Linked DNA regions of Mus musculus: regions 2, 3, 4, 5, 6 and 7 are each linked to region 1. Evidence: chromatin loops called from intact Hi-C (ENCODE). Cell type or tissue: left cerebral cortex. All regions are shown on one strand.

The links. Hi-C counts contacts between places; a loop is a spot of excess contacts. Peaks named below come from ENCODE experiments on the same cell type or tissue, not always from the same donor. Only the 100,000 strongest peaks of a DNase experiment are listed, where the experiment ranks them.
Region 2: it touches region 1 in a loop (3-fold over the local background); 13 of 42 quality-filtered maps call a loop at or near these places.
Region 3: it touches region 1 in a loop (2.1-fold over the local background); 16 of 42 quality-filtered maps call a loop at or near these places.
Region 4: it touches region 1 in a loop (3-fold over the local background); 3 of 42 quality-filtered maps call a loop at or near these places.
Region 5: it touches region 1 in a loop (2.8-fold over the local background); 9 of 42 quality-filtered maps call a loop at or near these places.
Region 6: it touches region 1 in a loop (2.9-fold over the local background); 3 of 42 quality-filtered maps call a loop at or near these places.
Region 7: a loop joins it to region 1, with 2.5 times the contacts of the local background. A loop is called at or near these places in 25 of 42 quality-filtered maps.

The regions. Positions count from the first base shown.
Region 1 is chr2:4,916,039-4,920,038 of GRCm38, reverse strand. It overlaps Phyh (phytanoyl-CoA hydroxylase), which reads right to left and starts at 1,043. Exons shown (of 9, transcript NM_010726.2): 1 at 895-1,043. The coding sequence starts at 969. Gm46728 (a long non-coding RNA gene) reads left to right here and starts at 3,583. Exons shown (of 3, transcript XR_001783222.2): 1 at 3,583-3,893. In left cerebral cortex, CTCF peaks have their summits at 828, 1,038, 2,140 and 2,342 (motif pointing left); DNase peaks (open chromatin) are centred at 1,039 and 2,301; H3K4me3 peaks cover 1,751 bases; H3K27ac peaks cover 2,254 bases.
Region 2 is chr2:5,023,925-5,027,924 of GRCm38, reverse strand. It overlaps Optn (optineurin), which reads left to right. Exons shown (of 14, transcript NM_001356487.1): 12 at 681-811; 13 at 3,776-3,858. Among named protein-coding and RNA genes, the nearest start is that of Mcm10, 13 kb to the right of the region's middle. In left cerebral cortex, CTCF peaks have their summits at 2,273 (motif pointing right) and 2,575 (motif pointing left); no DNase peak of the experiment used is centred here.
Region 3 is chr2:5,011,214-5,015,213 of GRCm38, reverse strand. Mcm10 (minichromosome maintenance 10 replication initiation factor) reads left to right here and starts at 2,423. Exons shown (of 20, transcript NM_027290.3): 1 at 2,423-2,509. In left cerebral cortex, no CTCF peak of the experiment used is centred here; a DNase peak (open chromatin) is centred at 2,376; H3K4me3 peaks cover 373 bases.
Region 4 is chr2:5,712,814-5,716,813 of GRCm38, reverse strand. It overlaps Camk1d (calcium/calmodulin-dependent protein kinase ID), which reads left to right and starts at 2,052. Exons shown (of 11, transcript NM_177343.4): 1 at 2,052-2,668. The coding sequence starts at 2,577. In left cerebral cortex, a CTCF peak has its summit at 1,953 (motif pointing left); DNase peaks (open chromatin) are centred at 2,052, 2,321, 3,037, 3,275 and 2 more places; H3K4me3 peaks cover 2,815 bases; H3K27ac peaks cover 2,848 bases.
Region 5 is chr2:5,029,389-5,033,388 of GRCm38, reverse strand. It overlaps Optn (optineurin), which reads left to right. Exons shown (of 14, transcript NM_001356487.1): 10 at 165-258; 11 at 1,971-2,129. Among named protein-coding and RNA genes, the nearest start is that of Mcm10, 19 kb to the right of the region's middle. In left cerebral cortex, no CTCF peak of the experiment used is centred here; a DNase peak (open chromatin) is centred at 1,965.
Region 6 is chr2:5,077,887-5,081,886 of GRCm38, reverse strand. No RefSeq gene overlaps it. Among named protein-coding and RNA genes, the nearest start is that of Optn, 16 kb to the right of the region's middle. In left cerebral cortex, a CTCF peak has its summit at 1,638 (motif pointing left); DNase peaks (open chromatin) are centred at 1,264 and 1,648; H3K4me3 peaks cover 307 bases.
Region 7 is chr2:4,987,181-4,991,180 of GRCm38, reverse strand. Mcm10 (minichromosome maintenance 10 replication initiation factor) reads left to right here. Exons shown (of 20, transcript NM_027290.3): 20 at 1-457. Among named protein-coding and RNA genes, the nearest start is that of Ucma, 13 kb to the right of the region's middle. In left cerebral cortex, a CTCF peak has its summit at 2,087 (motif pointing right); no DNase peak of the experiment used is centred here.

The DNA.
Region 1 (4,000 bases):
TTTTGTTTTGCTTTTTAGACCGTCTGTCACTTTTGGCCAGGATGGCTGGCCATTAAGATCCTCAAGTCTGCCGGACGGACGGTGGTGGCACGAACCTTTAATCCCAGCACTTGGGAGGCAGAGGCAGGCGGATTTCTGAGTTCGAGGCCAGCCTGGTCTACAAAGTGAGTTCCAGGACAGCCAGGGCTATACAGAGAAACCCTGTCTCGAAAAACCAACCAACCAACCAACCAACCAACCAACCAACCAACCAACCAACCAACCCTCGAGTCTGCACCTGCACCTCCCAGGGGGATCACAAGCATTTATCACCAGGCACTCGCTTCTGAAGTCGCTTTCCGGGAACCAGTTCAGTCCTCAGGAGACTGGGGACACCTGGCCCCTGGAGTGGGAGCTTACACAGCTAGTGGGATGGTGACAGACAGAGGGCAGGTGGAGATGGGCAGCTAGCTACCTGCTGGACAGGGTCCTGAGCCTTCTCTTTTTGGCGACTGGCGCCTCCTCCTGACCTCTGAGAATCCCTGCCTCTGCCGGCCTTGGTCACAGGCAAGCACCTGTGGGCAACTGTCCTTGGTGTTTCTGGATGCAGAAGTCAACTCAAAAAATGGCAAGCCTCTTTGTGATGACGTCGTCACCTTTCGCTTTATGCTTCCCGCTTTACACCAGCAAGAAACCACGGTTTCTTGAAGGCTCAAAATGCTGCCTAGAGAAGTCCCACCAGAGAGCCCTTCCAGAAGACGAGGGCTCTCTGGGGATGCAGCCTCCACCCGGGAACCCTAGGGATGGAGACAGGGAAGAGATGGCGGCGCAGAGGCTCTCTTATGTCCTTGAAGCCACCACCAGGGCGGAGAGGCTCCTTCGAGCCTGTGAGCCCTTCCACAGCCCAAAGGATACAATCGTTGGGGCCGAGGGTCGGCCGAGGTGTCCCAGAAGGACCTGCAGCCGGGCGCCGGCGCGCGTAAGATTCATGGTGGGGGCCAGCAGACGAAACTGCTGCGCCCAGGTCACACTTAACTTACGGCAAGGCCCCGCCTCCTAGTAGAGGGTGGAGTTCTGTCCAAGGGCAGGACACAGCGCCACCTCCCCCAGGCTGGGGGTTGGGGAGCTGGGGATGAGGGAGCGAGCCTAGGCTGTCTGGAGTCCTTGCTCCCCGCCGCTGTGTCTTTGTTCTAATCTGCAAGGTCCGAAATTTTGCGACTGGGGTGATGCAAGCCGAGCAGCCCGAGGCCGTTAGGGATCTGAGCCACCCTTTTAACTTGGTAGTTTTAATCTATGAACAACTAATCTATGTGACTAGTTCTCCCACTAAAAATTAAAATCATCTGTGTTATTCAGAAGAGACATTAAATTTAGCGTGAATTCATCCTAAAATATTAGAAAGTTTGGCTGTTAGTTTTTAAGAAGAGCGATCCACACGGTCTAGGATAACTTACATTACATTTTTGTGTGTGGTGGTGGTAGTGGTGATGGGGTGTGGTGTGTGTGTGTGTGTGTGTGTGTGTGTGTGTGTGTATGTATGTATGTATGTTTGCATCCTTGTTTGTGGAGATCAGAGAAATAATCTTCAGGGAAGTTGAGTCTCTTTCCACCACCTGAGTTTTGGGGATCGAACTCTGATGGTCAGGTTTGTTCAGCAAGCTCCCTTAACCACTGTGTATCTCACCAGCCAGTATAACATGTAAAATTTCTTATGTAGCTAAAAACTGTTTTCTTTAATCCCAGCACTTGGGAGGCGGAGGCAGGGGGATTTCTGAGTTCGAGGCCAGCCTGGTCTACAAAGTGAGTTCCTGGACCACCAGGGCTACACAGAGAAACCCTGTCTCGAAAAAGCAAACCAAACCAAACCAAACCAAACCCAAAACAAAACAAAACTGTTTTCCTAAAGTCTTTGAAATTCAACCACTACACATAATCTCAATCTCTTTGTCTCTCGGTCTCTTAAGAGAGTTACTTCTAGATTGCTTCTAGTTACTCCATAAACATGTTATTGTTTCTTAAATGCTTTCATTAGATAATTTGGTGACAGTGCCATAGTCCAGGAGAGACAAGCAAGTAACCAGCTGGCTACTTCCTGTTTTCAGGTTGCAGAGATTTGCCCTTTGTGCCTTGACCTTTAGGACGAGATTCGCTTAGCTGAAGCTCCCAGGGCCGGCTTGGTCATTTGCTTATCTCCCAACCTCATCTGTCCAGCCTGAGCAACCTGGTGGAAGCCTGACCATGTCCTGAGAGACCGGCTTAATTAGCCCACAGTTTAAAAGCAGGACTGACTGCATTCCCCCCCCACCCCCCACTTGGGAAATAGGTGTGTTCTTACTGCCCTCACCTGGTGCAAAATGGGAACTGCAGGGAGAAGGAAGAAAACAAAACTGAAATTAGTCTGAATTTGGGTCACCTCAAGCAGAATTGAAAGATTAAGACCGTCATTCTGAGGATGACTGGTTTCCCTAAAAAACAGAGAGAATTATGGCTTTGGGGCCTGTCTTAGGGTTTCTATTGCCGCCATGACCATGACCAAAAAAGGAAGTTGGAGAGGAAAGGGTGCATTCGGCTTACATTTTTACTGATCTGTTCCTCATTAAAGGAAGTCAGGACAGGAACTCAAACAGGGCAAGATCCTGGAGGTGGGAGCTGAAGCAGAGAACATGACAGGTGCTGCTTAACTGGGCTCGTTCTCCATAGCTTGTTCAGCCTCTGCTTTCTTCTAGAACCTAGGACCACCAACCCAGGCCACCAGCCCAGGGATAGCACCACCCACCATGCCCTGGGCCTTCCCCATCAATCACTAGTTAAGAAAATGCCTAACATCTGGACCTTCTTGAGGCGTTTTCTCCTTGAGATTCCCTCCTGTCAGCTAACTTTAATCTGTCTTAAACTGACATAAGACCAGCACAGGATGAGAGATTGTGGCACTCAAGATAGAATTTCCTCCTGGCTCTGTGTGTAACGTTTCCTAACCTGTATTTTTGTTTGTTTGTTTGTTTGTCTTGTGGTAACTGAGCTTAGAACCCAGAATCCCCCATAAGAGGCAAGCACACTAACAGTAAGCTATCACACACAATAAAACAAAAATAAAAATAATAAGCAGATAAAGCAAAGGAAATGATTTCATAGCCAATCCTGAAAGAATGATAGATGATATCTGCAGTCCTAGATTCTCTCTCCTGATTTTCTCTAAAGCCCAGGTCATTTCTGAGCTCATCCTGCTAACGAGCTGCTCTTCGCAAGCGGCCACCATGTGCTCATCTAGGGGTTCTGTCTCACTGCATTCTATCCCATGCAATCCTCTGCGTGCGGCCATGTGGAGTAGGCCCGCAGTGGCTTCCTCTCCCTCCTTTTCTGACTGACCTTCCCTCTCCTGAGATCTGTAGTCAGTCCTTTTACATCTTCGTTCTGTGAAAACCAGCTTTCTCAGTCACCTCCTCCAGCCTCAGACTTTAAACTTCAGCCTTCAGGAGAAGATCTCAGATTTGTAACCCTATCTTGGAATGTTAAACTCCAGACTATGTGTCCAAAGACCTCTCTCTGTGTCTCTCTGTGTCTCTGTTTTTCTCTCTGCTTTTTTTTTTTTTTTTTTTTTTTCACTTTGCAACAGAGTTCCCTGGAACTCATTCTATAGATCAGGCTGGCCTTGAACTCAGAGCTCCACTTGCCTCTGCCTCCCAAGTGCTGGGGTCAAAGGTGAAGACCATCACCACCCTCCTTTGTGGGGGATGTGGAGGTCAACCTTGTGAAGGAAAAAGTGGAATGGAGAGAGAAGCGCCACAGGATCGAAGAGCCCTGATCTGCTGTACTTGGGATTTGATCTAAGATGGCTCCCGGAACACCTGTGAGACAGCAAAATGGAACACGGGCCAGATGGTGGCTGCCCCGCCTCTTCACAGAAGTCCTAACAGGTGATGACACTCCCCGCCCCCCCCCCCCCTTTTGAGTGACCTTATTAGGCAGGGCTTTCATTGGGGCATGGTGATGGTATGGCAAGACACAATTGGCTGAGGATTTA
Region 2 (4,000 bases), 110 kb before region 1:
CATGTAGCCCAGGCTAGGCTAGAATTCAACATCTTCTTGCCTCTGCCTGTGGAACACTAAGATTACAGGCCGGTGCTACCATGCTCAGCCAGAGTTTCCTAAGACTAAGGACTATTAAGCTCACTAGAAAAGTGACCAGTTTATATTTCCAGAACTTTTAAAAGACAGGGTCTTGCTGTGTAGCCCAGGACTTGCAACACAGACCTGAACAGACGAGAGAGTCTCCTGGTTCCATCACCAAGAGCTGACTCTGAGGACTTGTGATGAAGTCAAAGAAGCAACCAACATAAGAGCACACACATGTCTGGAATTCAACAAATAATGTGTATTTATTTATTTATTTTAAATTTAGCTTAACATCAACATTCTGGTAAGCCATTTACTATGTTATACCTGAATACTATTTTTTTATAAAAAAAAAATCTACTGAATTAATGATTCATGCATCCCTGAAGCCATTTATATCAGTTCAGTTTAGGAGTTCCCATTGTTTAAAGCACCCACACATATGCAACTTGTATCTACTGTTTCATAGCATTGGAAAGCCATGATTCACCCGCTCACAACAGAAGTCTCGTCATTCCCAAAGCCTGTCTACAGGTGCAGCATGGACCCTGATCTCATGATCATCCCTGAGTCCACGGTCATCTCCATGGTAACCTAACTTTTCCCCCTAACAGATGGAGGTGTACTGCTCAGATTTTCACGCTGAGAGAGCAGCAAGAGAGAAGATTCATGAAGAAAAGGAGCAGCTGGCCTTGCAGCTCGCGATTTTGCTGAAAGAGAACAATGACATTGAAGAGGGAGGCAGGTAAGAGGATGCAAGGAGACTGGCACACAGGCCAGTACCACAGAGGAGCAGTGTACAGGCTGTGTTCTTAGCACACGCCGTGAAAATAACATTCTGTGTCTCAGTATCCTAGCTGGCTTTGAATTAGCCACCTTAAAAAAAATGCTTACCAAATTCTAACTTTAAAATTTTATTTTTACTTACTCCGTTTGTTTTGAAACCGGTCATACCCTTTAACCCAGACTGGTCTAGAAATTGCTACTGCGTGCTGGCCTCAACCTTGCCCCCCTGCCTCAGTCTCTGGAGTGCTGCTTGGGACTAAAGGCATATGCCATATGTCTGGCTAAAAATTATTGGGAGAGGTCTTAAGATATTTTAAATAGAAGATTAAAATAATACAATTATTATGTAGTCCATTCTAAATTAACTGTTTCTTTCATTTGCTTCAAGTATTTCTTAATTTTTTTTAAACAGCTTTGATGACTTATGGGTGGAGTGTGGGTCCTTGTGTATGGATTTGTGTGTGGAGGTCAGAGGGCAGCTTCTCCTCTTCTGTCATGTGGTTCCCATCACTGAACTCAGGCTTGTCCGTGAACGATGTTCCAGCTCAGCCGTCCCAGCAGCCCCAGAGTCCTTTTTATCAAAGGACTAGGAGTCAGAGCTGCTCTCTGTGTCCCCATCCTTCAGTACACCCTCTCCCCTACTTTGTGAAAACAGGAAATTGGTGAGCCACCACCCACCTGCATTATAATTTTACATATCGATATGCACACAAATCCCTGCACCATATTTGTAGCCAACTTTTTAAGATGTATTTATGTGTGAGTGTTTTGCCTGTATGTCTGTATATACACTACATGCATGCCTAGTGCCAGCAGAAGTCAGAAGAAGATGTGCAATCCCCTGAAACTGGAGTTACAGACTGTTGTGAAACAGGGTGTGGGTGCTAGGACCCAAACTCACGTCCTCTGTTAGAGTCGCCTTCCCAGCTCCCAACACTGTGTTTTTAAAGGAAGATAATACTGAATTCTCTCCTGTGTCTAAGTTACAAAATGATCGTTATAGATATTGTTCTGCAATTTAATTTATGTCATGTGATTGTGAACTCTGATGCAGATTGGGTTCATTATTTTTTAGAAAAATACTAAGTTGGGCTGTATAAAATCAGGAAATAATCCAACTCACATTTTTCTTTTCTTCTTTTCTTTTTTTAAAAAGATGTATTTATAGCTGGGTGGTGGTGGCCCGCGCCTTTAATCCCAGCACTCGGGAGGCAGAGGCAGGCGGATTTCTGAGTTTGAGGCCAGCCTGGTCTACGGAGTGAGTTCCAGGACAGCCAGGGCTACACAGAGAAACCCTGTCTCAAAAAACAAAACAAACAAACAAACAAACAAAAAAAGATGTATTTATTATGTATACAGCATTTTGCCTGCATATACACCTGCAGGCCAGAAGAGGGCAGGTTAGTTTTTTCTCTTAGCTAATGAAATAATTTATTCTATTTAATTGCTTTGTAATGCCTTGATCCAGAAGTAAGCCACTTTCTCTGACCCACTTTGCTATCACTGTAGAGTTTGGTACCTGGCAGTGGTGGCACACATCCTTAATCCCAGCACTCAGGAGGCAGAGACAGGAGGGCATCTGAGTCTGCCTGGTCTACAAAGTGAGTTCCAGACAGCCGGGGCTACACAGAAAAGGCCTGGCATTTAAAACAGAGACTGGGGGGCCTGGAGAGATGGCTCAGAGGTTAAGAGCGCTTACAGAGTTCAGTTCCCAGCAAGATCTGGTGCCCTCTTCTGGCCTGCAGGTGTATATGCAGGCAAAACGCTGTATACATAATAAATACATCTTTTTTTTTTTTTAATTAGGTATTTTCCTCATTTACATTTCCAATGCTATCCCAAAAGTCCCCCATACCCTTCCCCCCACCCCCCTACCCACCCACTCCCACTTTTTGGCCCTGGCGTTCCCCTGTACTGGGGCATATAAAGTTTGCAAGTCCAATGGGCCTCTCTTTCCAGTGATGGCCGACTAGGCCATCTTTTGATACATATGCAGCTAGAGTCAAGAGCTCCGGGGTACTGGTTAGTTCATAATGTTGTTCCACCTATAGGGTTGCAGATCCCTTTAGCTCCTTGGGTACTTTCTCTAGCTCCTCCATTGGGGGCCCTGTGATCCATCCAATAGCTGACTGTGAGCATCCACTTCTGTGTTTGCTAGGCCCCGGCATAGTCTCACAAGAGACAGCTCTATCTGGGTCCTTTCAGCAAAATCTTGCTAGTGTATGCAATGGTGTCAGTGTTTGGAGGCTGATTATGGGATGGATCCCCGGGTATGGCAGACTCTAGATGGTCCATCCTTTTGTCACAGCTCCAAACTTTGTCTCTGTAACTCCTTCCATGGGAGTTTTGTTCCCAATTCTAAGAAGGGGCAAAGTGTCCACACTTTGGTCTTCGTTCTTCTTGAGTTTCATGTGTTTAGCAAATTGTATCTTATATCTTGGGTATCCTAAGTTTCTGGGCTAATATCCACTTATCAGTGAGTACATATTGTGTGAGTTCCTTTGTGATTGGGTTACCACACTCAGGATGATGCCCTCCAGGTCCATCCATTTGCCTAGGAATTTCATAAAATACATCTTTTTTAAAAAAGAAAAGAAAAAAGTGAGTTGGGTTATTTCCTGATTTTATACAGCTCAACTTAGTATCTTTATCACCTTCTGTCCTGGTACTCATAGTTGCTAAAAACCAAGTTAGTCTTTTGTTTTGGGTGGTTACTCTGTTGTTTGGCACTGAGGGTTTCAGAGCCTTGTGCATGCTAGCAAGCACTCAGCCTTGAGCTGTATCCTCAGTCCGGGTCAGTTTTCTTATGAAGGTCAGCCATGTGGTTTTGACTTGTTTCCCACACGCACCCTTCTGGCGGCTGCTTGCTGGTGTCCTGTTGCAGGCTATAGAATATCACAGGTGGTCTTGCTTTTGGTTGCAGTAGACAGTCCCTGATGGAAATGCAGTGCCGACACGGGGCAAGAACCAGTGACTCTGACCAGCAGACTTACCTGTTTCAAAGAGGTGAGTCACCTATGAGCTGGGATTTCAGATTATGTTGTAGAGAATGGCTCTGAAATCCAACTAGTCAAAATACAGCGCCGCTTGTTTCCCCAGAAGTCAGCCCCTGAGAGCCTCTCATTTCATTCAGCCCAGACTCTCGCAG
Region 3 (4,000 bases), 95 kb before region 1:
GCAAAGAAGAAACAAGAAGAAATTAAACATCCTGATGGCAAAGACCAAACTTGTCCCAAAAACTCGGATGGCCCTAATCAGCAGGAAGTAGTCTTAACAATGTCTCCCCATTTCTGAGCCCTGACTTTATTCAGGGATCTCTTTATCCTTTTTTCTTTTATTTGGTGTTGTGGGGTTGAAAGGGTGGAAGAAAGAACTCACAAAGTAATGAAAGACCAGCTACAGTGTGGTGGTGGCACACACCTTAAATCTTAGCATTTGGGAGGCAGAAGCAGGTGGATCTCTTGAGTTCAAGGCCAGCCCGGTCTACGGGGAACATTCGAGGATAGCTGAGCCAAAACAAAAGGCTTCTGGGAGGTGGTAGCACTCTGTAGGCGGGGCCTAGCTGGAGGAAGAGGTCACTGAGAGCAGAAGTGGTAAATTTGCTCTTGGCTCTTCTGTCTTCCTGCTTCCTGGCTGCATGAGTCGAGCAGCTCTGTGCAAGCACACCAAACCTTCCACCATGCTCCGCCTTATCAACATACCCTTCTGCCTCATCCAGCTCTAGGAGCCATAGAACCAAATCTGTCCTGCCTTAAGTCAGCTTGCGCATTGATAGTTAAATGTTCTCAGGATTTCTAATTTCTTCCTGCCTGAAGTTGTCACAGAACCAAGAAGCCAAACATATTCAGATGCCATTATGAAACCAAATGGACTCTATCATGTCCCTTAAATGTGGATTTCCCATGTTCCCTGCTAAAGTGGATCACCTCAAGTAACAACTAGTTGTACAAGTCAGAAAGGGACCAGCTAGCCTCTGTCTGAGTTTCCTCTGCCCTCTTTCTCTCTCCTCAATATCCCACAGGCATTGGATTCTGAATTTATTTTACCCCAAATCACTTCCTCCTCTTTCCTCAAAATTGCCACCAAACCAATTAGTACAAATTGCTTAGCTCTCCATATCCATCTGTGCTTGAACACTTAGATTGATACTGTTTCCTATTCCTGGAATCACATGGGAAGCAAAGGTTATCTGTAAAGTCACAGGGAAGAAAGGAACTAGAGAGGACCAACAAGAACTGGCCTATCAGCCGGGCAGTGGTGGTGCACGCCTTTAATCCCAGCACTCAGGAGGCAGAGGCAGGCGGATTTCTGAGTTCGAGGCCAACCTGGTCTATGAGTGAGTTCCAAGACAGCCAGGTCTACACGGAGAAACCCTGTCTTGAAAAAAAAAAAAAAAGAAAAAAAAAGGACTGGCCTATCTAATTATTGAAGTCTCTTTATCACTGTGAAATTTTCATACTAGAATTATTCCTAATCCTGAGCCAGGAGCACAGGCTTTGATAACGATGAGATGGAGAAGAAGAAAACTCCGTGTCCAGGCATCAAGATTCTTTGCTTTCTAGTCACACACTGGGTAAACAGAGTGGAGAGATAGAGACACCAATGCTGTCTTATCTCAAATCAACTAGTGGATGAATTCAGACTCTAAAGAGTGTCACTTGGAGGTGCGTGTGGTCACTGTAATCCCAGCACTCTTGAAGCTGAGGCAGGTTTCAAGAATCCTAGGCCAGGGGTGTGAATCCAGCTCCATGGCAGTGGCACAGGGCATGCTTAGAATCCATGAACCCCGTTATCCAATCATCAGCACAAAGGAAAAGGAAGAGGGGGAGGGAGGAGGAATCCCAGGACACTCTGGATCCTGCTACATACTGTTTTAAAGTAATCCAGGCAGGCACTCTAAACCCAGTAGGTGGGAAGCAGAGTCTTGAGTTCAAGGCTCACCTGATCTACACAGAAAGGTCAAGGCCAGAGCTTCTTGGAGAGACCCTGTCTTAAACATCAACAAAACTGTGCATGGAAGTCTTTGGAATTATGGAGGGTAAATATTCTGCATTTGGAAAATGGTTTTAGACCTATGTATAAATACTTGTAAAGAAAAGTTTGAATTTTACTGAAGAATGATCTGATAAATTATTCTCAACTCTGACATAATCTAGTTCCCTGAATCTGCACTATTCTAGGGATATTGTTTTCTGCGTCCAAAAATATCTAGCCTTTCCCTCGTTTACAGGTGTAGAAACAAAATCTGAAGAAATGGTAGTTCCTGTAGGTCAGACAGAGTGAAAAGTAGAAACTTTCATCTCTCTCTCTATTCAAATCCTAATATCTAAACTGGACATAGGAGCAGCAAAACTGGTTGGGACTTCAATAAGTTTACTTCCAGCAGGGAAACCAGTTGAGTGTTAACTTACAGAGATGGGCTGGAGCTCTGCTATGTGAATCTTAATTATGGGAATCTGCAGCCTCACCAACCGGAAGTTCTTTGCCCATAACAAAGATGGCCAATCAGGTTGCTCTACTGAGAGGCGGTGCTTCCCCCAGCCAAGGATCTGTGTGGTCCAAGAGTTCCGGTGGAGCCAATCAGAGCGTCCTCCACAAATGAACGCGTCGACGTCAGAGTTGGGCGGAGCCCAATTTAGTTTTTTGGCGGGATCCGCTGTGGACCGGGAAGAGGCCCGGGTCTTAGGTAAGCGTCACGGGGTTTGCGTGTGTCCGGAACTCTGGGCATCCACGCAGGGATTGGGGTCTGAGGGAGAGGCGCGGGCTCTGAGGGGCAAAGGCGCCGAGATCTGGATCCAGCGGAGCAGGCGACCTTTGGCCGAGGCTGGAACGGGCAAGGCGCCGGGGCTGGAAGATGGAGGGCTCGAGTGCTTAAGGAGCCCGTTTTGGGTTGTCTTCTCTTTTCTCTTCTCTTTTCTTTTCTCTTCTCTTCTCTTCTCTTCTCTTCTCTTCTCTTCTCTTCTCTTCTCTTCTCTTCTCTTTTTTCTTTCTTTTTAAATATTGGTTGATTATATGTAAGCTGTCTTTATACACACCAGAAGAGCGCGTCAGATCTCCTTACAGATGGTTGTGAGCCACCATGTGGTTGCTGGGCTTTGAACTCAGAACCTTTGGAAGAGCAGTCAATGCTCTTAACCGCTGAGCCACCTCCCCAACCCGGTTGTTTTCTTTTTTTAAGAGCGCCCTTTTATTTTTGTTTTTTAAAAGTTTATTTCTGCCGGACAGTGGTGGTGCACTCTGAAGAGGATCCTTATAACAAGCACACAGTGGTGGACAAATGTGCAGTTAACTAGGGCAGAGGGGCTCTAGAGGGAACCTTCGGGGTATGGCCGACTAGAAAGGCTCAGAAATTAGCTAGTTGGAGATGAGAAAGTACTCTAAAAGAGCTTTCTAGACAAAATGCCTAAGCTGAAAACAGTTCAAGAAGCTGAAAGCAAGCTAATCTAGCAGGAAGATGCAAACACAGGGAATTGAGGAAATAGAAACAAGGAAGAAGGTACCCACCCATTGCTTCTCAGGCGGGCATTGTGGATGTGGTTCTAAGGATAATTGAAAGCAGCAGAATGTAAATAAGTATACCGTAAGCCAGAACAGAACAAGTTAAGCACAATTGCCTGGCCTACACGGTAGGGTTTATATCTGAGGAAACACTAAAGCAAGGCAGAAGGCCATATCCAGATTCGGGGTGCACCAAAACCCAATCCTTTTACCAGAGTGGGTTCTATAGCCATGCTCCCACATACAACAGGAACAAACATGTCTTATAAATTGAATGCAAATGTTTGTTGAAGGAGGCTGGAAATCAGGTCCAAGAACCATCCAGGGAGCAAGCTATACTTGAGGTTAAAGGCCCTCTCTCTGCCTTTCCCCTCTGGGGCCTCTCTCAGAGTTCGTTCACTGTTTGGCAGAATGGCCAGGGTTCTGACAACCTGCTTCCACCTTCCCCAGGACTGCAATTAAAGGAGTTTGATACCATACCTAGCTTCAATGTTATCTTTCTATCTTTTTTTTAAAAAGATTTATTTATTATTATATCTAAGTACACTGTAGCTGTCTTCAGATGCACCAGGAAAGGGCATCAGATCTCATTACGGATGGTTGTGAGCCACCATGTGGTTGCTGGGATTTGAACTCAGGACCTTCAGAAGAGCAGTCGGTGCTCTTAACCACTGAGCCA
Region 4 (4,000 bases), 800 kb before region 1:
CAGGACAGTGTCGCTGGGTTCTGTTGACCCATGCTTTATGCAATAAGATACAGTGTATACAGCTCTTACTGGAGGGGTGCTGTATGCTTTGGACTTTGGGCATGTCTCCATCTTGGAGAGAGGTTCCTTAGTTCTCCCCCACCCCCACCCCCACCCCTCAGATATTGTTTGTACGATTTCTTCTGGGTTTGTAAAAGCAAGCACAGTCATGTGGGCATAATGACATTCTGACGTTAATCCCATAAGATTATAATGGAGCTGCAAAATTCCTATGGCCCAGTGACCTCTTAGCCAGTCATAACATCAGTGTGACCCATTACTCATGGGTCTGTGGTATTGGTGATGTAAACAGACCTACGATGGTGTGCTTTGCCTAGAAATACTGTAGATATCATTCCTTAGGTAGACAATGCTTGATAGTAAATGACTCTTACTGAATTATCTATTTAGTGGGTTGGACTTTTTTTTTTTTTTTTAGATTATGTTTCTTCTGCTTGTGAAAGAAAACTTGACTGTAAGTCAGTTTGCTATATTATGCCGGCAGTACCCTCTTGTATCTTGTATTTACCGTGCCTCTCGATTGCATCATTTTGTCTTGTGCTTGATTTAATTTCATGTTTTGTTCATTATGGCTCTAGGAGCAATAGGCTGTTTCTCCCCAACCTCCAAGCCCGTGAGCGTGTGTATCCCACAGGCTGGGTGTGTGCAGCATCCAGGTCTGTGTAAATACACTTAACATGATGATCATATGACTCGGTTGTCACACTCCTAAACAACCAATGGTTATAACCCTCTTCTCTGCTGTTCTCAGCTTCAAGAGCTTAGGACTAAGGGCCAAAGAAACGTGGAAAACAGCACTGAGAATCTAGGGATAGGTAGATTTTTCTTCTAACCTCCTTGGGAGTCCACAAAGGGCTCCAAGGCAGAGCCTCTGGCCAGTCTGAACCAATGGGGAGGTGTTGGGGGGGGGGGATTTCTTTTTCTGAAAGCAGATTCACACCTCCTCCTCCTCCCCCCTCTCAAATTGGAACAGTCCTGGGAAAATGGGACAGGTGTCCCCAGTTAAGAGACAGGGCTGTTTACTCAATTCAGCCGAACAGCTCTAAGGGAGAGGAAGTCTTGCTACAAAGAAAACTTAACATTTCCTATCATGAGGTAGTAGTCCCTGCCAGTTGAACCAAAGGACCAACTGGAAACGCTGCCTACTGTCCTCTAACAGGTGAATACCAGGTGAGAGTGGGCAGGTCAAAGTTCACTCTGGAGACCAGAGGCCTGAGGAAAATGTATCTCTGCTTCTACCTTAACCTTCTAAGTAAGCCACTTGCGGGGTATGCTGATGGGGGAAGGCGCTAGAGAGAGGCGTCTTTCCATTGAATCGGTGTAATTTGGCCACGGCCTCAGAGCATCAGGAGTAAAGTGAGAAAGAGGAAATCAGAAGGGTTCAAACACTAGTCAGTCCAGTCACTCCAGTTCTGGGCCAGGCCAGCCACCATGTCCCGCATCCACCCATCACTTGGCCGCCAAATAACCCCTGGAGTTTTACTCCGGAAGGGACCACCAGGCGGTGATTGGCTCGTCTTGGGCGTGCCTGTCCGATACATCCCGAGGTTTCCTTTAGCTGCTCCAAAACTGACGTGAAGCAGATTTTGGTGCAATGCGAATTAGCTCCAGCAGCGGAGTCCGGAGGTGACTGCCGAGCTCCGGGAGCGCCTGCTGGGGCAAAGCTGCGGCCAGGAGTCAACGCCCGCCTGCCGATGGCTCCATCCAGGCCGCCGCCCATTGCCTTGACAACAAGCCCCCACCCGCCCTCCTGCACAGCAGGCTTGGGTCACCGGCTCTTGGGTATGCGAAGGCGCCCCGCCCTGGGCGCCCCGCAACCGTGAGCCGCGCAACCCCACCTTGCCGAGAGCTTCCGAGCGCCAAGCAGAGGCGCCCCCTCCTGCTCGAAGAGGGAAAGCCCGGGCGCCCCCAGCATTGACTTCATAATAAAGCTCCCTAAAGGCTAGGGCTCCCCCGCGCGTTCCGGCGCCCTGCACCTGCTGGGTTCTCCCACCCGCCCTCGCCCGGGGACCCAGGGTGCGCGGACGGCCTGGGAGCGTGCGTGGCTCCGTGGTCAAGTGCTGCATCCCGGCGCCCAAGCACGGAGCTCCTGGGGAGGGGAGGGGGAGCGGGACATCCCCGAAGGCCGCCTCGCGGGAGGCGGGGAGGCTGCCGGGTGCACTGGGAGGGCGGGGAGCCCGCGGGAGGAGGCGGGCTGGGGGAGTGGGGCGGGCGGCGGGGAGGGAGCAGGAGCCAGGCAAGAAAGTAGCAGAAAGTGAGGCTGGCAGGCGGCGGCAGAGGCAGGAAGTCTTTGCCGGAGAGCAGTAGAAATTAGAGCCAGGGAGGGACCGCGGCGGCAGCAGCCAAGGCGAAAGAGGAAACTGCCGAAGAGGAAGCTCTGCGGCAGCCCGAGCCTCCCTGCGCTCCGCATCCTCCCGCTCCGCATCCCGGCGCCGGGCATCCCCCGGAGCCCGCGCCGCGCCTCCGGCGCCCCTTCCCCAGCGCAACCCTCGGCCGCCCTACAGCATTAGTCTGCCATGGCCCGGGAGAACGGCGAGAGCAGCTCCTCCTGGAAAAAGCAAGCAGAAGACATTAAGAAGATCTTCGAGTTCAAGGAGACCCTCGGAACGTAAGTGGGTGCTGGGGACCAGCGGGTGGAAGTAGCATCGGTGGCGGCAGCAGCGTCGGCTGCTCCTGCTGCTACCGTCGCCACCGCCACCGCGGCAGAAACTGGCTGGTCGATGCGTCCTCATTGTCCCATAGTCCGCTCTTATGGAGACCCTCCGCGAGTCCACCGCGTGGGTCTGCGCCCACGGTTGACACCTCTCCTGGGCGGGGGAGGGGAGCGCAGGGCGCGCAGAGAACAGCCCACGCGGGCGGGCGACTTTCCTTTTCCCTTGCCACCACCGCCCTCCACTGATTTTCTCCCCACGCGTGACTGTGGGCTGAGCATGGTGGATCTCGCTGATCGCTGGCTGTGTGCACTTACTCATCGTGTGTATGGGCGCACTGGGCCGACGAAAGTGGTCACGAGGAAATTCAGCTTTTGGTCCTACCCTTACATCATATATTCCTATGGAATTGACATATGCACGTACTAGGTGTAGACAAGACTTTGGCTGGCCTCAGGATGATGGGAGGGAAGAATTTCGCAGTATTCAGAGTGACATGTGGTCAGAGCTTCATCTGTGTGTACATCTCACCATAGGGTCAGATGCCCGGCGCTGGGGTTCATGTCCGGGTGGGAGGAGGATCAGTGAGTCTTTAGGGGCGGTTCTCTCCGGGGCTCATGCTTGATGGTTACATCTCCAGAAAGCAGAAATAATCAAAAGTGTGTGTCATCAGAGCTCTGAACATGTGCCACTCAGTACAGCTGCAGTTCCCTTCCTGCGCATGAGTTGGCTTTGTTTTGTTTTGAAGCGCCTCAGATAGGTACAGGGGCTGTGAAAGAATTCAGCGCCGCGGAAAGAGTCTGAAGTTCAAGTTATTTTCTTCCACCACTTGATCGGTTTCTGGTTTTGATCGGTATCTGTACATGAAGATACAGTCTCACACGTGCTCCGTAAAATGAACCTTTTGCTGGGGTTTAGGAGGGTGCTGATGACTCGGAGAAAAGGAGGTGGTGATTCCCGGGTGTATCTGTGTTTCTGGGCGCTTATCTCTCCTCCTGCCCTCTCGGCCTTCTTATTTCTGGGCTTGGTTTGCTTTTCCAGGACCTCAGTTTTCAAGCCTGCTCGAAGTGCAGAGTCCCACAGCTAAATATTGGTAATTATTTCCCTCCACCCCTCCTGTACCCCATCTGCAGTGTGTCCCCCAGAGACAAGTCGGAGGGTGGCCTTGTCAGCTGTGCTCCCAGATCCCTGGGACAGACCTGTGCAGTGTGCTGAAGCTCTCAGTAGGGTCACCCTGCTGTGCCTGCTGGGCACCAGGGAAGGCATCTCTGTGCACGTACTTGCTGTTT
Region 5 (4,000 bases), 110 kb before region 1:
CAGGTGACTCCTGGTCCTGTCAAGCTGAGAGTTAAAAGTTGGTGGGATGGAAAAAAACCAAGAGATTTTTCTACTTGAGTTTTCAAAGTCTGTTAGGGAGACAGGAGGATGGGCTTCTGTGATATTTCCCTCATTATTCCACTTTTAATATCACATTTTAATAGGTCCAGGTTAGCCACTCTGCAGGCAACTCACAACAAGCTCCTTCAAGAACATAATAAGGCACTGAAAACAATTGAAGAACTAACCAAGCAACAGGTATTTACAGAGCAAAGGTACTTCCATAGCCTGGGGATTGAACCACCAAATGACCCCTCAACTAAATCCACTCTCAAGAACTGCTTTGCGGTTATCAGTTGTAACAGAATTATTATAGCTTTTCACCTCAGCTTGTATATAAAACGTGACTTGTGTATGGAGGGGGTGCTGATGTCTCCAGGCAGGGCAAGGGCTTTTCCTACTTCCCGAGGGTGTGTCTGTAGGAAAGCTGAGAGCCTGGGCTCCTTGTCAACAGTGGAGCGAGACAGCTAGCTATAGCCATCTACTGGCTGAGACTGTGCAAGGCCATCTTGCCTGCTGGCACTGAACTTGGAACCCTGGTTTTACAGCATTTAGTTTAAATTAGTAAGGATGTTCGAATAAGCCTAGGGCCTCTTGCATATTTGGCAAATGTTCTACTATTGAGCTACACCCTCCTGCCTTCCCTCTTACAGGGTCTCAGAGTTACTTGAGCAGACCTTGAACTTGCAAGCCTACTGCTCAATCTCCTGAGTAGTTACGATTACAGGTCTCTGACATAAGCACCATGTTTTCTTTTCCTTTTCCAGAGGGGGCAGGGTGTAGGGGGTGGGGTCCATGTACATATTGGCATGTTCATGTGGAAGTCAAAAGCTGACTTTGGTATTTTCTTTGAGACAGGCCACTTTAGTTTCTGAGGGTCTCTCTTATTGAAGCTTACCAATTGGCTAGGCTGGCCAGCCAGCAAACCAGGCACCCTCCTGTCTCTGCATCCCCAGGACTAGGGTTGCAAGCAAGAGTTATCACCATATCTACCTTTTAGATGGATGCTGAGGAACTGGCCTCAGATCTCATACACACAGCAGGCACTAGGGACTGGGTAATCCCCCAGGCCTTTTTACTTCATTAAAAAACAAAAAAATTTTATAACTCTCTTAAACTATAGCTTTAAAAAAAGAGAGAGAACCTTTTGTTTGTTTGTTTGTTTGTTTGTTTGTTTATCTAGAGAAAGAGCCTTTATGTGTCCTTGGCTAGCCTGGAACTCACTGCATAGACAAGGCTGGCCTTGAACTCAGAGTTCTACCCATCCCTGCTGCCTCCAGAGTGCTGGGATTAGAGGTGTGAGCTGCATTGTCCAATAAGGACCTGATCCCTTTTAAATGTAAACTAAAGTAACATCAAAGCTAAAGTAACAAGATAAATAATAGTATCCATGCCTCAGGCTCATCAGAGTAGGCTTGTTCTCATGGGACATTGATCTGGTTTCGTGTGTGCTGAGATCTGAACTCATCTACTGGGAACAGTGCTATGCTACGCTCACTCGCTGTTACCTTCTCAGAAAGTGTTTGGGCTGGAGAGATGGCTCAGTGGGTGAGAGCACCGACTGCTCTTCCGAAGGTCCTGAGTTCAAGTCCCAGCAACCACATCACCATGTGGCTCACAACCATCCATAGTGAGACCTGACACCCTCTTCTGGTGTGTCTAAAGACAGCTACAGTGTACTTACATGTAATAAATAAATAAACAAATAAATCTTTAAAAAGCAAGAAAGAACGTGTTTTAGCCAAGGAAGTGCTTATTGGCAAGGCAAAAGTGACTACAGCTTGCTGAATGAGTTGTCATGGCTGAGTAACAGACTGGAGCTGACAGTTCTTAAGTGTAAAGCTTTATATTTTCCTAAAATAAGCTGCATCGTTTCCAAGCCATTTCTAGAATAAAGTTGTATTTTTCAGGCAGAAAAGGTGGACAAGATGTTGCTGCAGGAGCTCAGCGAGAAGCTGGAGCTGGCAGAGCAGGCTCTGGCATCCAAACAGCTCCAGATGGATGAGATGAAGCAGACGCTCGCTAAGCAGGAGGAAGACCTGGAGACCATGGCCGTCCTCAGGGCTCAGGTGAGAGTCAGGCTAGAGTCTGGCCTGAGTGATGCCCCCGAGACATTTCCACTGTGAGAATGGCAATGCTTAACATAACAGTGATTTTTTTTTAATGTTCTTTCTGCCAGTTCCTTCCTCCTCCTCTTCATCTCCTTCTCTTCCTCTTCCTCTTCCTCCTCATTCTTTTTTGTCTGTTTTGTCACTACGTGGTCTCACTGTTTAGCTCTGGCTGACTTGGAATTTACTATGTAGGCCAGGTAGGCCTTCAACTCACAGAGATCTGCCTGCCTCTGCTTTCCAAGGGCTGTGACTAAAGGCCTGCACCACCGTACCTACCCAGTGGAGTTTTTTAAAAAATGAAAGTCAGGCATGGTTGTGCACACCTGAAATTTCAGCACTTGAGAAATAAAGGCAGGGAAATTAATAGTTCAAGGCCAACTTTAGACTCCCAGGTACTAGTATAAGACTTATTTCTAAATATTTTTGTAACTTATACTATTTATTATAAATGGTGTTTTGGGGAAAGTGGGTTTTGGGTTTTTTTGTTTATGTTTTTGTTTTCCGACAGGGCCTCAAAAGACAAGCTAGCCATAAATTTGCTATGTAGCCAAGGATGGCCTTGAACCCCTGATCACACAGGCATGTCCCCATGCCTAGCTTCATATGGGTCTTTTTCTTAAAAGTTGCTATTAAATAGAAATGCTAGACACAGGGTTGAAAAACACTGGGCGTGGCAGCATTTACTTGTGATCCCAGTGCTGAGATCCCTGAGTTCCCTGGCCAGCCAGTCCAGCCCAGCTGGGAAGACCCAGGCCAGTGACAGCCGCTGTCTCAAAAACCAAAGTGGATGGCACCTGAGGAATGACATCTGAGGTTGTCCTCCCGCCTCCACATGTACATGTTCCCATATGCGCACGCGCACACACACACACACACACACAGTGAAGAGGGAAAGAGAGATTACATCATTATGTACATTGCTAATTTTAAAATTAAACACTACCAGTTTATCTTACAAAAATACATGACCAGAATTCTCTCAGGAGGGCCCCAATGTCTTTACGTCCTTGTGTTTTTTACTTAGAAATGATGTCATTAGATTCTATGCTACCTGGGGGCTCATTATTGCCAGCTGCCCATTGTGGACAAACCCCACAGAGAGGAGTTTGTGCCTGTGGCTTTAATGCCGTTACTAGAGGAACATCATGGGAGCCTTGTGTTCCCTTGCATAGCCCATATGGCTGTTTTCTGCCCTGTGGCTTGGAGTCTGTGTCATGACTGTGCATGGGTGTTGGTTTTGGTAGATGCTCTTGGTCATTCACCAGCTCTGACTTGTGCACAACAGAGCGTAGATAATGCTCTCAGCACTGATGCAGCGATGGATAGCACAGAGATTCCACACCACAGAAGTGAGTCTCCACCATGAACACTTACTGTGCACCGCAAGATGCTGCATCACCCAGAATTGATGGAACCCTCCTAAAATGATGATTGATATATATATATTACATACCTTTTGGTAATTATAGTTTTAACATAATAGAATTTTTTAGACAAGGTGTTACTATGTAACTCAGGTTGGCCCCAAATGCTAGAAAACAGGTGTGCAGCACTATGCGAGGCTTAGATTTGTATTTCCTTTAAACAGTAATAGATAATATAGCCCAAAGCCATGAAATCCAAAGGCCAGTTTTAAACATAGTAAGTTGAAAACTTGGCACCAGGGAACTGGAGAGGAGCTTAGCATATACAGACAGCCCTTGCTCGTGAACACATGAGCACATACATACACAAAGTAATAATCTTTTTTTAAAAAAAAGAAATCTAGGCACCCAGTACAATGATGCGTGTGAGCAATCTTTAGTACTCGAGGCAGGTCATGTGACAAA
Region 6 (4,000 bases), 160 kb before region 1:
CACACACATACACACACACACACACACACACACACACACACACACACACACACACCTCCAATATCTTAACTCTCTTAGGAAGTTCTAAGTATTTTATGTCAGAACACTTTCCAAAAATGGAGTCCGATAAGAAGAATTCTGAGTTCGTGTGAGAAAATTCCAAGTAAACAAGAGTCTTTGTGACCTGTTTCTTCCAAATGCCAACTTCTTTCTGAAATGTGATTAAATGTCCCTCCCAAGTATGGTGGGTAGGAGGGAGTTGACTTCAGATTGTTCATTGGAGCTGGCTATTGTTTGGTTTTATGTCCGTGTAGACAGACATGTTACCGCCATGTGTGGTTTGTCTTTGTGATTGTAAACTGTACTCATTCGATTCTTCTTAACTCTCAGAGTATAGATTGTCTGATGCTCTGAGTAAGGTTGGCTAAGGCCTGAGGCTTTAGTCCTTCTCGGTTTTTAGGCTCCATCCTCCCAATTTCCACTGCCTCAACAATTGTACCTTTGCCCTTTAAAAATATGTCAAACCTTCCATTCCTCATCTATTTTATTTTTTAATTTTTCCCAAAAGTAAACATATACGTGTACACAGTCACACATGGATATACACATCCACATGTGCACACTCACACTCATATTCCTCACAATCATACACAGGCACTCCACATACACCATGAGTATGCTTGTATGTGACCATAGGCACCTACTTGCAAATACTCAACACATACAGACACATTACAAAAACGCACACACTTGGACTTCTACCCATATATTCACACACAGGCACGTATGTACATATGCATACATGATACATACACTTCTATACAAGTGTAGACTCAAAATATATGAATACACACGTGTATGCTCAGTCATTGGAGTTTCATATGCCAGTCTATATTGGGGTGCTGTTTTACTGAAGTACTTCCTGACCTCTGTTCCCATAATTCTGTGAGACCCCGACTTAGAGCGTTTCTCCCTGAAAGGTAAAGCCCCTGGACATTCCCCAAGCTTGTTTTCCCTGATCTCTTAAAATACAGCCAGAAAGAAGCTCTTTGTTCTCTATAGCCAACAAAAAGTCTTTTTGTTTCTGTGCCTTACAGCCAGAGACTCGATGATTGTGGGGAGACCTAGCCAGGCGCTTGCTTGGCTCCCTGTGCCAAGGACATGGAGATAGATTCCCCAGAGAAGAGCTACAGCTCACTCCTCACTCTTCATGCCTTGTTATTTTACCAAGGACACCCGCCAGAGAAGAGCTGTAGCCAAACTCCTCCCAACTCCTCAGCTAGCTGTTAAAAGCCCCCTACTGTTACCGCTCGAGATCGAACTCCCCTCAGCTAGCTGACAATAAAGCGTCTTGCAGTTTGCATCAGGTGTTATCGGGGTGCCGACCAGCTCAACCCGGGACTTGAGCGGAGGTCTCCCCAGTTTCGGGGGTCTTACAATTCCACAATCCCAGCAAAGGAGGCCATTTCCTTGTCTGTTTTTTTTTTATCTTGATACATATGTACTATTAAAATGGGACAAATTAAAAGGTCTTAGTCTGACAAAGAGCACTTTCCTTAAAAATGCTGACCTTTCTTTCATAGGCTCAATTTGGATTTTCCCTGAGAGGGACTGCCAGTTGACTGCAGACAGTCATTTGGCACCATCTGCTGGACATAGACAGTCTGAGCAAATGAGAGCTGAAGAGATCAGAGCTGAAGAGCCCAGAATCCACGTTGAGTGAGTGCCTGGATCTAATAGTTCTGCTGTGTGTGGCTTTATTGCAAATATGCAACTTCCTGTGCATATCTCTGAGTTACCTTACGTTATCCTCTCTGAATTTCACAAAGCACCTTTGCTTTATAGCCTCAGCCAAGTCAGCTCACAATGAAGAGCAGAAACCACATCTTGCCACTGTTGCATCCCTAGGGTCCAGGATACAGTAGGAGCTGTGAAACATGTTTCTCTTGCTCTGTGGCTTTTGAATGGCACAATGACTAATATGGGCCATAAGAGATGATGAACCATGGACAGCATAAAGCTAGGGGTGAACATGAACTCCTGATCCTCTGCCTCTACCTCCCCACACCGGGATGATGTTGGAGAAACATCAGCTGCTCCGTATGCCTTTTCAAATTTTAAATTTTTCTTCAAATTAAAAAAATAATAATAACTGTTTAGACCAAGGTCTTGCCATGTAACCCAGGTTGACCTCAAACTTGATCCTCCTGCCTCAGCCTCTCAAGCCCTCAGTAACCTTTAAAAACTGATAAGTTTTCCCCCATGTGATAGTTAACTGTGTGCATTAACTTGGCCAGACTAAAATGCCCTGCATTTGGCCAAATACCACTGGAGATACTTCTGTGGAGACACATTCTTTATGTGATTGGTGTTCTGCATAAAGCGTGTGATTCTCCATATTGTGTGTGGGTCCTTTCATTTGAAAGCTTTGAGAGTAAAGACTGCAGTTTCTCAAGGTAGAAGAAATTTTTCTTCAACCAGATTGCCACAGAGAAACCCTGCCTCAGTTTCTCACTTGAGGGATTTGGAGTCCAGACATCAATTGTAATTCTTACCTGAAATTCCAGCCTGATGACCTCATATAAACCTTAGACATTCCTGCTTCATTCTCCCTCTCCCTCTCCCTCTCCGTCCCATTTTGCTGGAGAAACCTAACACAGGTCCTATACATTATATTAGTAAAGTATCAAGTGTTTTTTCAGTTCACTAAGAAGCTAACTGTGAATCAGGATTGCCCCTAACTAACTTCAGACCCAAGCATATCTGTCTTAGAGCATCCTCCAAGATCTTAGTCCAGGAATGGGCTATTCCTATCCCCAGCTTTGTGAGAAATGGACAGGAGAACAACAAAGCATCCCACAAATAGAAATATCACATCCTTGAGAACAATCAAGTAAATTGTTACAGGAAAAACACAACATCTCTGAGCACATTTAGGAGGTAAATCGTTCCCAGACACCTTCCTGAAGGGAGTGGGGGGAGCTTTGAGGTTTCAGAAGCACAAGCCAGGCTGGGTGGCTCACTTACTCTTCCTACTGCCTGCCAGTCCAGATGTAGAACTTCCAGGTCTTTCTCCAGCACCATACTTGCCTTTGGGCTTCCATGCTTCCCACCTGACATTAATGGACTGAACCTCTGAACCTGTAAGCCATCCCCAATTAAATATTTTCCTTTATAAGAGTTGCTGTAGTCATGGTGTCTCTTCACAGCAATAGAAACCCTAACTAAGATGGAAGTTGGTACCAGAAGTGGGGTGTTGCTCTGATAAGCTTGACCATGTGGCTTCTTCTTGGCAGAATGTAAACTTTGGGACTTTGGATTAGGAAAGCAGTTGAATGCTTTGAGAAGGGCTTAATGGACCATATTAGTAGGAGCATGAAAGACAGTGGTGCTGAAAAGGATTGGAACTGTGAGGGCCCAGCTTAAGAGGTTTTAGAGAAGAATATTATTATGTGACCTAAAGAGCACTCTTTTTTGGTGAAGAATGTGACTGCATTTTGCTTTTGTCCAAAAAAGTCTGCCTGAGATTAAATTCAAAAGTTTTGGATTGTGTTGACAGAGGAGATTTCAAAATAGCTTATTGTCGACCAAGTTGTATGGTGATCAGTGGCCAGTCTTATGCAGATCTATACTGAAAAGAAACAAGCTGAGGAAGGGAAATGCAAAGTATACAGTTTGAGAAGAAAGGGGTGCCAGGAAGTATAAACAGATTAAAGAACAGCCTGAGGCCAAGAGATAAAGGGAATGGTGACCTCAGAGCAAGTCCCCACCCAGTTAAGTTTCCAACTTGTTCAGAGGAAGTTTTAAAAAACTTAAGGCCAGGTGCATGGTACACACTTTTAATCCCAGCACTCAGAAGGCCGAGGCAGGGGATCTCTAAATTTGAGACCAGCCTGGTCTATGATCAAGTTCCAAGACAGCCAAGCTTAAGCAATTAAGGAAACCATTGAAAACAGAAAGCTGGTGGAAATGTATTTGAATGAGGAGGCCATACTGCAGC
Region 7 (4,000 bases), 71 kb before region 1:
CACAGATGCCTGCCCCAGAACTGAAAGGTGACTCAAGAACTTTGCCTCTGTGTCTCCTTCAGGTGTTAACGTGGGCACGAGAGACAAGAGAGCTAACATGGCATGGGTCTCTCCCCACTTCCGTGCTCAGTCCTTATGTGGAACATGAAGCCCAGGCTGCTTGTCTGTAATGTCCCAACCCCCCCTGGTTCTGGTGATGAATAGCGCTGCCTCTGTGTAGTCTGGATCTACTGACACTGGGTACCAGGGTTTCCTTCTGTTGACTGTGATTGCAGCTTTTTCTCTGACGGGAAGTCAGCAAGCCAGTTTGTGACTCAGTTCCTTCGTATGGAGAAAAGTTTCTCTGCCTACAGTGCCATGGGACTCGGATAGAAATGCCTAAGCTCTCCTCACCTTTAGTGTGGGTTTATTTAAAATAAAGTTTGATGCTCCTAATAAAAGCAAATGTACAACTTGAGAGGCTGTGAAACGTGACTCAGAAACCAGCTACACAGACAGAACCCAGGACTCTGGGTAGGCCTACAGGTGTGCTTACTATTGTGTGTGTCACGAAGGCCAAAGCATAGCTAATGACAGTAAATGTGTACTTCTTAGATTAGGCTAGCTGGACAAACTGTTTTCTAACGGTATTTGACCCATGTGAATGCTGGTCCTGTCTAAGGGTAAGATAAATTGGCAGGATCTAAACTCTAGCTAGACTTGGTTTTGTCCAAGACAAGAGGGTAATTCTGTGGAAAGCAGTTCTAGGAAATACACGGTTGAGGCTTTAGAGCCAAAGATTGCATGCCCCAGGTGGCATCCAGCTTTGTCTCTGCTCTGTGTGGGCTGAAGGCGCTAACCATTGTAGTCCCTGTTTCCCTAAGGTCTGGCCACCATTTTTTAGAGGTCTTTGTGCTTACAACAGGGTTTGGGCTTTGGTTTCTAAACTCAATAAAGAAAATAGTAAGGCTCACTGGTGGTTCTCTCCACCCCTCCTCACCCCGAATATTCTGGGAATATTATTAGTAAGAACTAAAGGCTTAGGACTAATCTGGAGAGTGATGTACCTGAAGTCCGCAGCACACATGCAGGGATCAGGAACAGCAGATGGCCGCCGGTGGGAGATGTGTTCTCATCTGCTCAGGGCGTGGCTGGGTCTTTGATGTCTATAAGATGTCCAGGTGCTTACAGAGCTCTGGGGACCTGAGTGTGGGTGCCTTTATTTCTTTAATTTTATTTTTAACTCCTAAATAATTAGAAACACAGTGGAACCCCTTCCCACGCTCACAGATATTATTGGAAGGTTGAATTTGTGTTCATCATGTGTGTGTGTGTCTGTGTGTGTATGGTTTCCCAGAATATTCAGGGGTGAGGAGAGGGGAGAGAACTACCTACCCATGGGCCTTGAAAATATTCATTAATGGAACTAACCTTTTAATCCTGCCTTTTAGTGAATTACCAACTATTAAATAGTTTCATATAAATCCACTACATGTTTATCTTTTTTCTTGACTTACTATCAGAGCCATGTCACGTTATCAGGCACTCAGAACTGGGTAAGCACTCGGCAAGTAGCAGAAACTGGCTGTTCTGAATCTATCTTCAGAATATTTTGTTTGTTTTAGGTTTCTTTCTCTCTCTCTCTTTTTTTTTTTTTCCTATTTAGAAAAAAGTAACTTAAAAAAAAAAAAAAACAAAATCCTGTTTCCAGGCAAGAAAGATAAAGTCTTTTAGATAACAATCTTGAAGGCTGGGTGGTGGTGGTAGTGGTGGTCCACGCCTTTAATCCCAGCACTTGGGAGGCAGCGGCAGGTGGATTTCTTGAGTTCAAGGACAGCCTGGTCTACAAAGTGAGTTCCAGGATTACACAGAGAAACCCTGTCTCGGGGGAAAAAAAAAAAAAAAAAAAAAAAAAAAAAAAAAAAAAAAAAAAAGGCAACCAATCTTGGAGTGGAAAATAGGGAACTCGAAAGCTTTTGTGCCCTCTGGCACACCATCTAGTAAATGTATGGGAATTCCATTTCCCATTTGCTCCAAGGCTTCACCCACACCTGATATTGTCAGTCTTTTTTAATTTATATATGAGTGGGTGTGCGGTGCACACACGTACGAGTAGCCACAGAGGGCCAGAAGAGGGCATCAGATCCTCAGGAGTCGGAGTTACAGGCTATGGTGAGCTGCCCTACGTGGGTGCAGGAACCACACTCACCTAGAAAAGCAGCAAGTGTCTTAACTGTTGAGCCATCTCCCCGGCCTTTTTTTAAGTTTGGCTGTTCAGATCAGTGTATGGTGACATCTCACCGTGGTTTAATTCCTTGTAGCCAGTTCTGTTGAGCATCTTGTCATATGCTATTGACCAGCCAAATGTTTGTACCATTAGGATGAGCTGTAAAATTTCTTTCTATGTTCTGAATACAAATGCTTGCTTTAGCCATGAAGTACTCCAAGGATTGCTGTGTGTGGTCTAGCCTTGGTTCTCAATCTTCCTAATGCTGCAACTCTTTAATAGCCTCACACTGTGGTGACCATCCCCCCCCCAGCCATAAAATTATTTTTGTTGCTACTTTATAATTGTAATTCTGCCACTGTTATGGATCATAATGTAAATACTGAGAGGCAGGCTACCTGATATGCAACCCCTATGAAAGAGCCATCCAACCTTCTCCCTAGTGGGGTCACCACCCAGAGGCTGAGAACCACTGGTCTAGAGATGATGTGCACTGCCCATTTATTGTCATTTAAAAGAGTGAGTTTATTCAATATATATATATATATACACATACATACATATGTATGTATATATATACGTGTGTGTTTTCTTTAACAGTTATAGAACAAGTAGATACAGCTAATGTGCCTGAGGTTGGAGGGTAACTTGGAAGTAGTTGGTTCTCTGCTTCTATCATGTGAGTGTTGGGGATCAAACTCACTTGCATAATCAGGCTTGAGACTGGGCAGTTTTACTCTTTGACTGTCTCATCAACCCAAATTATGACAGTCTCACTAAAGCATTAGAACACTATTGTTTGAAAATTAATTAGAAATTAAACAACCCAACCAAATGGGAAAGCACAGAAGTGTATAGAAAGCACAGGACGACTCATTGTGGGGCTTAGGAAAATCACCAGCCTCTACTCAAAGAGTCAGAGTAAATAAAATCGCCCCAGAGCACACAGCTTCCTGAGTTTGTTTTGGGTGGTGCTGGGAATTGAGCCCAGGACCTTGAACTTGGTGAGCAAGTGCTTTACCAGTCTACCTCCCAGTTGAACCCCACCTCCCTCTATTTGTAAATAAAATATGTGAGACTAGTGAATGGAAATTACTAAGGAATTTTGACGCATTGTTCTCAACCTCTTCAAAATTAGGGCGTAGTGATGAGAAAGAAAGGAAGAGAAAAATCGAGCCCTGAAGCCACACTTGCCAAGGGCAGCCTCAAGTACAGATCGGTCTATTGGTGTTTGCCTGTGACATTTGCTCACTCTGATTGCTGGGTTTGTTACCTTTGGCATCGTTCTCACTAGGAATGACAGTGTTTGGCTCTTAGTGAAGGAATCCTGGGCTGAACTTGAAAACCTAAGTATAATGGACCCCTTGTTAAGGACAGGGGTGAAGGAGGGAAAAGAATTCCTACCCAGATCCTTGAGGCCAGAATTCTCTATCTTGAGCCAGAATGCCAAGTGCAGCTGTTGAAGAGGCAAGGGCAGTTTGTTCAGGTTTGCTTTCTTCACTTCTAAACTAGCTGTTCTCCCAAACCTTGCTTCCCTTTGGATATGTCCTCGTGTAAGCCTTCCTTCCCTCAGACACAACAGGCAGGGGGAATGTGTGGGATGTGGCCTCAGAATGCAACCATCTGTGACCATCTACCTGTGTACTAGCCTGTGCGAGGGGATGCCAACTAGAAGATGGGAATGAAAGTGGGCCACATTGACAGGGTCACCCAGATTAGGACCCTTGCCTCCCTGGAAAGTAGAAAGAGACACCCCTAAGAGAACAACTTTAGGAATTAAAAGTTAAAAAAACA